Linked DNA regions of Homo sapiens: region 1 is linked to region 2. The links are chromatin loops, found by intact Hi-C in ENCODE. Cell type or tissue: Caco-2. All regions are shown on one strand. Links, peaks and the distances in the headings refer to the core of each region. The heading gives the core; the rest is flanking DNA. Region 1 overlaps ATP11AUN (ATP11A upstream neighbor lncRNA). Region 2 has its middle 29 kb from the start of TUBGCP3.

What was found. Hi-C counts contacts between places; a loop is a spot of excess contacts. Peaks named below come from ENCODE experiments on the same cell type or tissue, not always from the same donor. Only the 100,000 strongest peaks of a DNase experiment are listed, where the experiment ranks them.
Region 1: a loop joins it to region 2, with 2.5 times the contacts of the local background. A loop is called at or near these places in 2 of 110 quality-filtered maps.

The regions. Positions count from the first base shown.
Region 1 is chr13:112,668,417-112,673,789 of GRCh38, forward strand. The region is part of intron 1 of ATP11AUN (ATP11A upstream neighbor lncRNA); the gene reads left to right. Among named protein-coding and RNA genes, the nearest start is that of ATP11A, 19 kb to the right of the region's middle. RefSeq lists a silencer at 499-793. In Caco-2, for the core only: no CTCF peak of the experiment used is centred there; a DNase peak (open chromatin) is centred at 2,005.
Region 2 is chr13:112,614,365-112,619,737 of GRCh38, forward strand. No RefSeq gene overlaps it. Among named protein-coding and RNA genes, the nearest start is that of TUBGCP3, 29 kb to the left of the region's middle. RefSeq lists an enhancer at 3,272-3,772. In Caco-2, for the core only: a CTCF peak has its summit at 2,818 (motif pointing right); a DNase peak (open chromatin) is centred at 2,798.

The sequences.
Region 1 (5,373 bases), core at 102-5,101, 54 kb after region 2:
AGGCTGAGGCAGGAGAATCGCTTGAACCTGGGAGGCAGAGGTTGCAGTGAGCCGAGATCACGCCACTGCACTCCAGTCTGGGCAACAGAGTGAGATTCTGTCTCAAAAAAAAAAAATTATGTAACTTTTAAATAAAATTTAATATTGGAAGATGTTTTTAGAGGAGTAATACACATTATCAGAAAATTCAGAGATTTCTAAATCAAAAGAGAAACCATGCCACCTTTTCCTTGTTCTTTTTGAGGCAGGTTAGCCCCAGTTCATGATTGGGGTCTAAAGCTATTGGTAAATTTTACACAAATCAGAACCCATTAACTTTTCATTTAATCCAAGTCTATCACAAAACATCTAGTGAAATATTTACTGATTTTATTTTATTAATAGGGAAAAACCCAACAGTCCGCGCTCATAACAAACAGGTATGTAGAGATGTAAGTTGTTGCCACCGTTTTCCCTGTCATTCTTCCTTACGGAACATAAATAATTCACAAATCCAGTCCCTCTCCTCTTCCCCTAATTAACCTGTAATTAACCCAATGAATTCTTTAAGAACTCGGTTCCGATGTCACTCTCCTGGGGATTGGCTTCCCAGCGCTTCCTGGCTGGGTCTCAAGCCTCTGCCACACGTAGGAGGCTCCGTCACTTTTCCCCAGCGTCTAACTCAGGGGGTTGCCGCAGGCTCCTTTGTAAGATCAGGGGCCACGGTGGGGCTCCCTCACCAGCCTGCATCGTCCTTACTCGGCCAAGGGCTGTGCCTGGCACACACAGGACAGGGGATGAGCCTGGCAGGGCTGAGTGAGAAGATGTGAGAAGGGACAGATGAAGAGACAAACGAACTCACATTGTTACTCGCCAATGCCTCACCCATCGTTATTGTACACCACACAATCTACAAAAAGGAAGTTTCCATGTTTTTCAGTATCTTCTCTATTCCTTTATAAAGTACATCAAACTTAGCCATTTAAACTTATTTATTTGGTTTATGATCCCTCTGTTTTTAATCTTTTAATATTTCCATATACTCAATAGGATACTTCCCTTTGATCATTTTATATTTTTATCCAAGTAAAATTCTAGGCCAGGCATGGTGGCTCACACCTGTAATCCCAGCACTTTGGGAGGCTGAGGCAGGCCAATTACCTGAGGTCAGGAGTTCGATACCAGCCTGACTAACATGGCGAAACCCCATCTCTATTAAAAATACAAAAATTAGCCAGGCGTGGTGGTGGGTTCCTGTAATCCCAACTACTCAGGAGGCTGAGGCAGGAGAATCTCTGGAACCCGAGACCGTGCCATTGCACTGCAGCTTGGGTGACAGAGTGAGACTCCGTGTCAAAAAAAAAAAAAAAAGTAAAATTCTACTTGGCCAGAACTATTATTAGGTTTTTTTTTAATGTCATGGTGTAATTAATTAATTTAATTGGCCCCTTCCAAAAGGAAGCTTATTAAAACATTTAATAGAACCTTAAAGAAAATCCTCACTTGTTGTATTTATTTTGTTAAATTGGTTCGAGTTTAAGAAATCCTCATTGAAGCTTTACTTTCCTTACAGAATGTCAGTAAATTTACCAGGAAAAAACACTTGTACTGTCATTATGTGAGTGAGCCCCAGAAGATGAGGATGCTGCATAATTAATGCCTCCAGCTCTTAACATATGCAGCCATCTGTGCTCTCCCCTACGCAGTCTGCTGGTTTGTTAATAATGTATTCACGTTTGTCTGCAGCCCATACGAGTTGTATGACAGGAGAGATCAGAAAACACAATCCATTTCACGCAGTCTAAGTTACCGGTCGGGTGTGGAGAACAGGTCAGTTTATTATTAACTGTAGTTTCAGGTGAGAGTGACATGACTCAAAACAATGTGACCAAACTAGGAGAAGAACATGAAATCCACGCTCATACAGACAGTGCAGAGGCCAGCAGCCCAGGCTGGAAGTCCTGAGGATCCCAGCCTCCATCCAGCTCACCTTGCTTTGAAGACAGCGCCACCACTGTCCCAGCTCCCAGTGACATGAGAGTGGATGGGGTCACCCTGGCTCCTGCCTGGGTGCCCTTGTTCTACCCCGGCCTCTGCTGCATTTCTTGGGTAATTCACTCTCCTTCCAGGCTCCTGTCAGAGAAGGCCCTGGTGCTGTCATTGCCAAGTTTTTTCTTTTCTTTTTTTTTTTTTTGAGACAAGAGTCTCGCTCTGTCACCCAGGCTGGAGTGTAGTGGCACGATCTAGGCTCACTGCAACCTCCGCTTCATGGGTTCAAGCGATTCTCCTGCCTCAGCCTCCCAAGTAGCTGAGATTACAGGCACGCACCACCATGCCCAGCTCATTTTGTATTTTTAGTAGAGACAGGGTTTCACCATGTTGGCCAGGCTGGTCTCGAACTCCTGACCTTAGGTGATCCACCCGCCTCGGCCTCCCAAAGTGCTGGGATCACAGGAGTGAGCCACTGCACCCAGCCCCCTGAATGTAGTCTTAATAGATTAACAGTCCTCGTTCCCAGATCAGATAGGAGAGCAGCAAGACCGGGTCCAAGTTGCCCTGTGCTGTGAGGAGAAGCCATGATTGCTCCACTGAGGCTGAGAGACGACCTTGGAGTGGAGAGGGTTAGAGGGCAGGCCAAGGGTTGTCGGGTCACAGTAAGAAGTGAAGCTGGCACGATTCCAGTTGCCGTCAACTCCCTGCTGGGATGTAATCTGCATGCAGGTTGGAGTCATCAGAAACCAGAACATTCTCTGACAGAAAACAGGGAAACCACAGAGCACCCGTCTTGTTGACAGTGCTGTCCAGGGCTCGCTCCTGAAGAGGCTGTGAGATCCGGGGGTGCATGTGATCTTCTGGCTGGGGAGGTACCAAGGCCACAGACCCCGATACCTGTGCGGAACCATGTACTCCCCGCCCAGGCTTGGTGCGCTGGAGGGAATGAAAATAAAGAACCTCTTAAAATTTAGTTGGAGAAATAATAAAATATCATTTTCCATAGTCAAACAGAATAGGAAGAAATAATAGCAAATACTCCTCTGACACCGTTTCGAGAGCATTGTGTATAGGAATTCATGCAATCCCACCGTCATCCAGTGAGGCGAGGACTGTCATTGTCCCTGTTTCACAGACAAGGGGCCGCGGGCTCCTCTAGCTTTCCCATGCCTCACAGCTGGTACATGCAAACCCAGGGCTTGAGCCCCAGCAGTGTGGCTCAGGTCTGCGGCACTGACCCATGTCCAAGTCGTTATGTGCACAAGGGATGCTACAGATGTTTATGAGACACACGTGGCGGTGGCTGTTATACATTATCACTGGAGAGCTGAATCCATCAGGGGTCCCAGTTATAAGCAACTGAAACAAATCATGCTATTGCTTTTTTTTTTTTTTTTTATGGAGACAGAGTCTCACTCTGTCGCCCAGGCTGGAGTGCAGTGGTGCAATCTTGGCTCACTGCAACCTCCGCCTCCGGGGTTCAAACGATTCTCCTGCCTCAACCTCCCGAGTAGCTGGGACTACAGGCGCCTGCCACCACGCCAGCTGATTTTTGTATTTTTAGTAGAGATGGGGTTTCATCATGTTGGCCAGGCTGGTCTCAAACTCCTGACTTCAGGTGATCTGCCCATCTTGGCCTCCCAAAGTGCTGGGATTACAGGTGTGAGCTACTGCGCCCGGCCAAATCATGCTATCTAAGAGTCAGAGGGAATTAACTGAAAGGATACAGGAGCTCAAAGAATTGAAGGAGGCCAGAAAGCCAGGATTAGAAATGGCTCCGAAAATTACCAAGAGAGGTGGAGGGGCCGGAGCTGCAGGCAAGTCTGGCTGTCTGAGCTGCAATCATTCCTTTGGGTCCCTGGTCCAAGAATAACATCCGTGCGCTTTGGTCTAACACCACGCACTGGCTGTCCCAGGGAACAGAAAGAGGAGCCTCTCTCCTCACATTCCTTGTAGTCGAAGACCATACTTTGCCCGTTCCACACCAAATGGTCCCCTCCCGTATCAGGTGCCGAAGAAGGGGTGCGTGAGGGAGAGCCGCTCACCTGAAGCAGTAAGGGGCGAGTGGCTGTTGGAACGATCCTCCATCTGAGGCCATGCACAGTGGCACCTCCAGGAGGGAGAGCAAGGCTTTAGAGGCAGGCACGGGTGCCTGCTGGGAAAAATGGAAGCCCAGAAACCATCCCACATCCCCCAGCAGGCCCCACCAAGAGGAGGAAGCTGAGTCCAGCCTCCACAGGCAGAGGGAACGTGATACACAGTTGACGTGTCAGGGGAGCAGCTGGGGTGAACAGGGAGGGCATGGAAGACACCAAGAGACGTGTCCCAGTGCCCCACAGCCTGGGGGGCTCACACCTGCAACAGGGATGACTGTCAGGGTGGGGCTTTGCAAAAAACGGTGGCAACGTGAACGTCCCTCCACCAAAGGAATTCACAAAAGCAGTGCAAGAGGCCATCATAGCATCAGAGAATTACAGTTCTAGCCCTCTCTCTAGCAGAGAAGGCCACACCATGTGCCACAGGATACCTGTCTTTGTTTCTTTCTCTCTTTTTTTTTTCTTTTGAGATGGAGTCTCTTTCTTTCTTTCTTTCTCCCTTTCTTTCCTTTCTCTCTCTTTCTTTCTCCTTTTTGAGATGGAATTTCTTTTTCTTTCTTTCTCTCTCTTTCCTTTCTCTTTCTCTTTTTCTTTCTTTCTCCTTTTTGAGATGGACTTTCGTTCCTTCTTTCTTGCTTGCTTTTTTCTTTCTTTCTCCTTTTTGAGATGGAGTTTCCTTCCTTCCTTCCTTCCTTCCTTCCTTCCTTTCTTCCTTCCTTCCTTCCCTCCTTCCTTCTTTCTTTCTTCTTTTTTGAGACAGAGTCTTGCTCTGTCGCTCAGGCTGGAGTGCAGTGGCGCAATCTCGACTCACTGCAACCTCCACCTGCCGGGTTCAAGCTATTCTCCTGTCTCAGCCTCTGGAGTAGCTGGGATTACAGGCACCCGCCACCATGCCCAGCTAATTTTTCTATTTTTAGTACAAACGGGGTTCACCATGTTGCGCAGGCTAGTCTCAAACTTCTGAGCTCTGGTGATCTGCCCGCCTTGGCCTCCCAAAGTGCTGGGATTACAGGCGTGAGTCACCGCGCCCGGCGCCTGTATTAGTTTCTTTTTGCTGTATAGCAAATGATCCCAGGTTTAGGTGCTTAAAACCACACACGTTTCTCACTCTTCGTTTCCATGGGTCAAGAGTCTGCATGTGACCAGCTGGGTCCTCTCATCGGGGCCTCACAAGGCTGAAGTCAAGGTGCTGCTGGGGCCAGGTGCTCATCCGAAGGTCAAGGTCACCTTCAAGCTTACTGGCTGTTGGCAGCATCCAGGTCCTTGTGCTTGTGGGATTGAGGCCCCTGTTTCCTGCTGCTGCCTG
Region 2 (5,373 bases), core at 321-5,320:
ATTTCTTGCAAAGCTTGTAGAATCTGTGGGAGATAGTTGAGAAGTTAAAACGTGGAAGGAACTAAAAGATGCTGGAGAGGAACAGAAACTTCCTGTGTGCCCACTGATTGCAGGCACTTTACATAAATCACCTTCAAAGCCATCCCAAGCCTGTGCTCGCGCGTGCGTGGACCCAGCACTCCCAATCCTGGCTGTGCAACTCCCCGCAGTGCTCTCTAAAAGACCACCAAGATCTCTGCAGGTTGAACTCAAGGCAGGTGTTTTTGAGAAGTCCTCAAAGGCTTTGAATCCAAGGTTTCATCTCCTGGGGTCACAGAGACCCACCTGCTGTCTCAGCCCTGGGTCTGCCCCAGCTTTGAGCTCCCGCCCCTGCTCCTTTTCTTCTTTATGGAGCTTGTTCTTGACCACCTGTGGATCTCCGTTCTTCCTCCTGATCTCTGAATCATGTTGCACTGAGGAAGAACCTAAATGCTTCTTCTCTATGTGCACCTGCTGTGTGGCGCCCCAAGATATCACATTTGGGCTCCGTAGAGGACACCTCACCCCATCCCTGGCCCCAGTGGGCCCTGTCTCCAACCTCCCCTCAATGTTTTTGTTTTTTTGTTTTTTGTTTTTTGTGAGACAGTCTCACTTTGTTGTCACCCAGGCTAAAGTGCAATGATGCAACCTGCACTCACTGCAACCTCCACATTCCAGATTCAAGTGATCCTCCTGCCTCGGCCTCCTGAGTAGCTGGGATTACAGGCATGTACCGCTATGCCTGGCTAATTTTTGTATTTTTAGTAGACAGAGGGTTACCACGCGTTCCTAGCCCTGATTCCTTCCATATCCCTTCAAAGAGCTGCTCTGCTGGCCTGTCTGAGGTCACCGTAAGCTCCTTGGTGCCCGGTCAAAAGTCTGTGTTGAATTTTCATCCTACCTGAGCTCTCCCCAGCACTGGACAATGACCACTTTGGAAACTCTCTGTTCTTGGTGTCAGGAACACCACTCTTTCCTGGTTTAATAAAACTAATTGACGAATGGTTCCTCCTGTCGACTATCCCTTAAATGGCAGGTTTCCAGCTTCCATCGGGGCACTGTTTGGCTTCTGTGTATCTTCATCCCTCCGACCTGCTGGTGACTTGGATGCTGGGTAATCATCCACCAAGTCTGTGGGCTGCTCCCAGGGGTGCTAACCCCACTCCCTTTGCCCCACCAGCCTCATAGGCTGGATGGACCTTGGCAGCCGGAGGGAGCCCTCAGGAAGGAGCCCAGGTACTTGCAGCAGTGGCCCTCAGTGGGTGTGCCCGGGGCAAGGCGGGGCAGTGCGGGCAGGCTCAGCACAGAACCTCACCACTCTCATGTGATTCATCCATTTGACTCTGAGCTCCCTGAGGGTGGAGGCCATGCTTTATTAATACCTATATCCCAGCATCGATATATTGCCATTCAATAAATGTTTGCTATGAATAAATAAATGAAGACTTATTAAATGTGATTCAAAAGGCACTTAGGGGAAAGACCTTCAGTGAATCATAAATATTCAGAGAAGGGGCCAAATAGGAGGCATTCTTCAGCATTTTATAAGGCTAAGAAAAGATACTTTTACTCCCTAAGTTTGGCTTTTGTGAAATAACACAAGTGATGTGTGATATTCATGTGTTTGGCATAAAACCAATAACTTGCAAATGGCTATTTCTTCCCATTGAAAAGAGCATCGACCTGTCAGATGCATGCAGTTTCCATGCAGTTGGTGGCCAGCCCCTCTTTGCAGGGCCTCAGAGTTATCGCCGCGGTCACTCACAGTCCCCCCAGCTCCAGGTGCCGGGATCTTACAATCACGGTACAAACACTGCATTCGGGAGTGATCCAGCCCCTCTTTGCAGGGCTCAGAGTTATCGCCGCAGTCACTCACAGTCACCCCAGCTCCGGATGCTGGGATCTTACAATCATGGTACAAACACCGCATTCGGGAGTGATCCAGTGGTGCCAGAGCTGACAGCAGACAGTTAAAAGTCCCAGCTGTCCTCAAGGGTACTTTCTCTCCAACAACAACGAATTTATTTAATCCTTTTAATTCTTCCTGTTATTAATTACAGCATTAGGAGTTTCATTAATTTACTTATTATAAAAGCTCAGTGCTTTCTTTGAAAAGTAGTGGATTTTCCTCTTCCAAATTAAAGAGAGGTCCCCCAGGTGCTGGGATCTGGGTTTGGTGACGAGCCTGAGGTCCTCCTGACTCTACAGAACTCAATGTTGCCCTCAAAGCCTTCCTATTTCGCTTGGTAAATCCATCTCTCGTCTACTTTTTTTCCCCCAGAAATGACCATAGCAATTGGTCGTCTGGCAGTATTTTTCTCGCTTCCTCCGTGCCTGGAGGTGCGTGCCTGGAGGTGCATGCCTGGAACTGTTCCTGGCACCTCTGCAGGGGACGTACCCTGGTTTGTCCTGGAGTATGACAATGAGCACTAAGCTTTGACCACCCTTTGCCCTCCAGATTCCTTCCTAAGGGGCCTGGCAACAGGTGCATCTGCAGACCATCAACCTTGCTAAGAGGTCACCCTGACCCCGGGAACTGTGGCTTGCTCTGGCAAGGCTAGCAAACTTTCTTATCTTAACTAACACATAGTAAAGTCAAAAGTTGGACATTCCTTTCTGTTGATCCCAAGTTTTAGACAAAGCCTTGCTCCTTCAAACAATTTCAAAATTAAGAATCTCGGAATCCACCTAGGACCTGGAAATCCCTGCTTCAAGACTTCCTGCCTTTTTGGCCAAGCCAACGCATAACCTCCATGTGTCAATCTGCGACTTTGCCTGTAGGGGTCACACGTCCTGGAAATGTGTGAGGCAGTTACAAACTGTCTGCCTTGGGAGCACTGGGTCAGGATTCTAAAGCCTGTGTTTCCCTGGGCTGCAGTCACTCATATTTGCTGAGAATAAACCTCTTTAAGTATTTTGCAGAGTTTGGTTTTTCCATTGACACATAAGTGTGGTATTGTGTCTTTAGTACCGCTTTGGATGGCCTAAAGCATTTTGTTCTTGCTGTGCTCATAAATTGGTGTTTAAAAGACATCAGATACAAAGTATTTTCGATAATTTAAATTACCTCCCACGACACATGCAAACAGATTACATCTGAGACCCAGCTAAGCCCATCCACTCAGTTTTCTAGATGCAGAAAACCCTCTTTATTTCAGGTCACACAAGCACAGGACTAGGAGGAACCTGGGCGATGCCCTGATTCCTTTTCTTCCCTTCAGGCAGGACCCAATTAACTGACCCAACACAGGTAGAAACCAGTTCTGTCGTTAAAGACCTTTAGGGAAGGTGGTTCCATCTTCTTCCCCTGCAATCAATTCTTACTGCAATGTGAGACTGGAATACATCAAACCTATCCGGAAGAATCGTCTCTGCCAGAAGCTCCCTCCCCAAGGGACTCCAAGAGGAATCCCATGGTTTATGGCCCCTTATTCTTCACCAGGTCAAGGTGCAGAGCCTCTCTCTCCCGTGGGCTGGGAGGCGGCTTTGTCAGTCCACTCGGGGGTTCACACCTGGTGGCTGGAGTTACACTGTCCGTCTGTCTTTGTTGGGAGGCGCCTGTCTGGCCACAGACGGGGCTGAATGTGGACACCAGTCCTGCTCCAAATGCGTGCTGCTCTCTCGGGCTTCAAGATGAAGGTGAACGCAGCAAGACCTGGGGCACCCCCTCCCTCCAGGGCCCAGTGACCCATCCAGAGCTGAAACAGATCAGAAGAGAAGGAGAGAGCAGGAGACCCCCGGCCAGGTCACAGCAGAGGCCCCTGGGAGACAGAGGTCCCTGTCCTGCAGACAGCATTGACCCTTGGACTCTGCTGGGCTACAAGATGGCCCGCCTGAGACCTGGACACATGCCACGCCCACGCCCGCTGAGACTGCAGCCCAGAGGCCGCCACTCAGTGCCCGTTCGCTGTCTTCCCTGGACATAATCGTCCCAGGGCCTCAGCCTTTCCACAGGGGAGAAATTCATGGAGAGGTCCTCTTTCACAGGACATGCTATAGTGTGGGGTCACCCATGAGTCCGTGAACTAGCCCAGCCCCCAGCACCACGCTTCTCCCCACCCCTCATTACAGACTCTACTCTTTTTGTAAATTCTCTTGGTAGAGACCCGTTGCATCTCTACTAAGACATAAACTCAAGAACTGTCTAATCAGCCAGTAAATAATTTCTGAGCTCCTACTCCGTGTTAACTCAGGCCTTGAGAGGAAGCTATCGAGACGCTGAGCCCTGGGAGGGTCCTCTCGAAGCTCTTGAGCTCACCTGCGCTCCCTCTTGGGGGCCTGGACACAGCGACGTCATCCCAAGCTGCGCAGAGACAGCAAGTGGCAGCTACAACAGGAGGGCAGGTGGCATCTCCCTGGACCCAGCTGCCCCTGGCCTCTCGGTCCTCGGCAATGAGAAGAGCAAGGGGCCTGAGGCCGGATGCCGGTCAGCAGAAGTCCAAGTTCACCACATTGTAGCTGTTTCATCCTGGGGGAGTTCCTCAATCTTCCTGAACTTGAGTATCCTCACCTATAAAGTTTTGTGTCTCAAGGTTGTGACAAATTCTTTTTGTTTGTTTCGAGATGGAGTCTCACTCACTCTCACTCTGTTGCCCAGGCTGGAGTGCAGTGGAGAGATCTCGTCTCACTGCAAACTCTGCCACCCGGGTTCAAGCAATTCTCGTGCCTCAGCCACCCGAGTAGCTGGGATTACAGGCACCTGCCATCACGCCTGGCAAATTTTTGTATTTTGAGTAGAGACAGGGTTTTGCTATGTTGGCCAGGCTGGTCTTGAACTCCTGACCTCAAGTGACTCGCCTGCCTCGGCCTCCCAAAGTGCTGGGATTACAGGTGTGAGCCACAGCGCCTGGCCGGTTGTGACACCTACTAATGGTTTCTACTGTTATTGTTCCTAAGATTCCTTTTGACCCTGGTTGGCACGTGGGGACTCGGCCACTTTGAGCAGAATGCTGGGTTCGTCCTGCTGTGCATGCTTCCAACACCAGCCCGTTTTTCCTAAACCATGAACGTTTGGGGTTTAGGAAATGGAATAAATTAAAATTCATATCACATTCTGTTCTGTCTATATTTTTATGAGATACATTGTAAGGGATACATTTGCATTAATGATTCCGTATTCTTTATTGCTGAAAGGTAAAGAATAAAGATTCTCTTCTATTTTAGAATGCACAGGTAGTCGTAATAACTAGGCATGTCTTGTGTACCAAATTTAAGTATATTACATATGCCAACCTATTTGATTGCCGATCTCCTGACAATCCAGTGAGGTAGGCACTATTATTATCCCCACTTTAAAGATGAGGAAAAGAGGCCCACGTGTGGCAGGAGAACAGGGAATGAGGGTAGCCAAGGGAT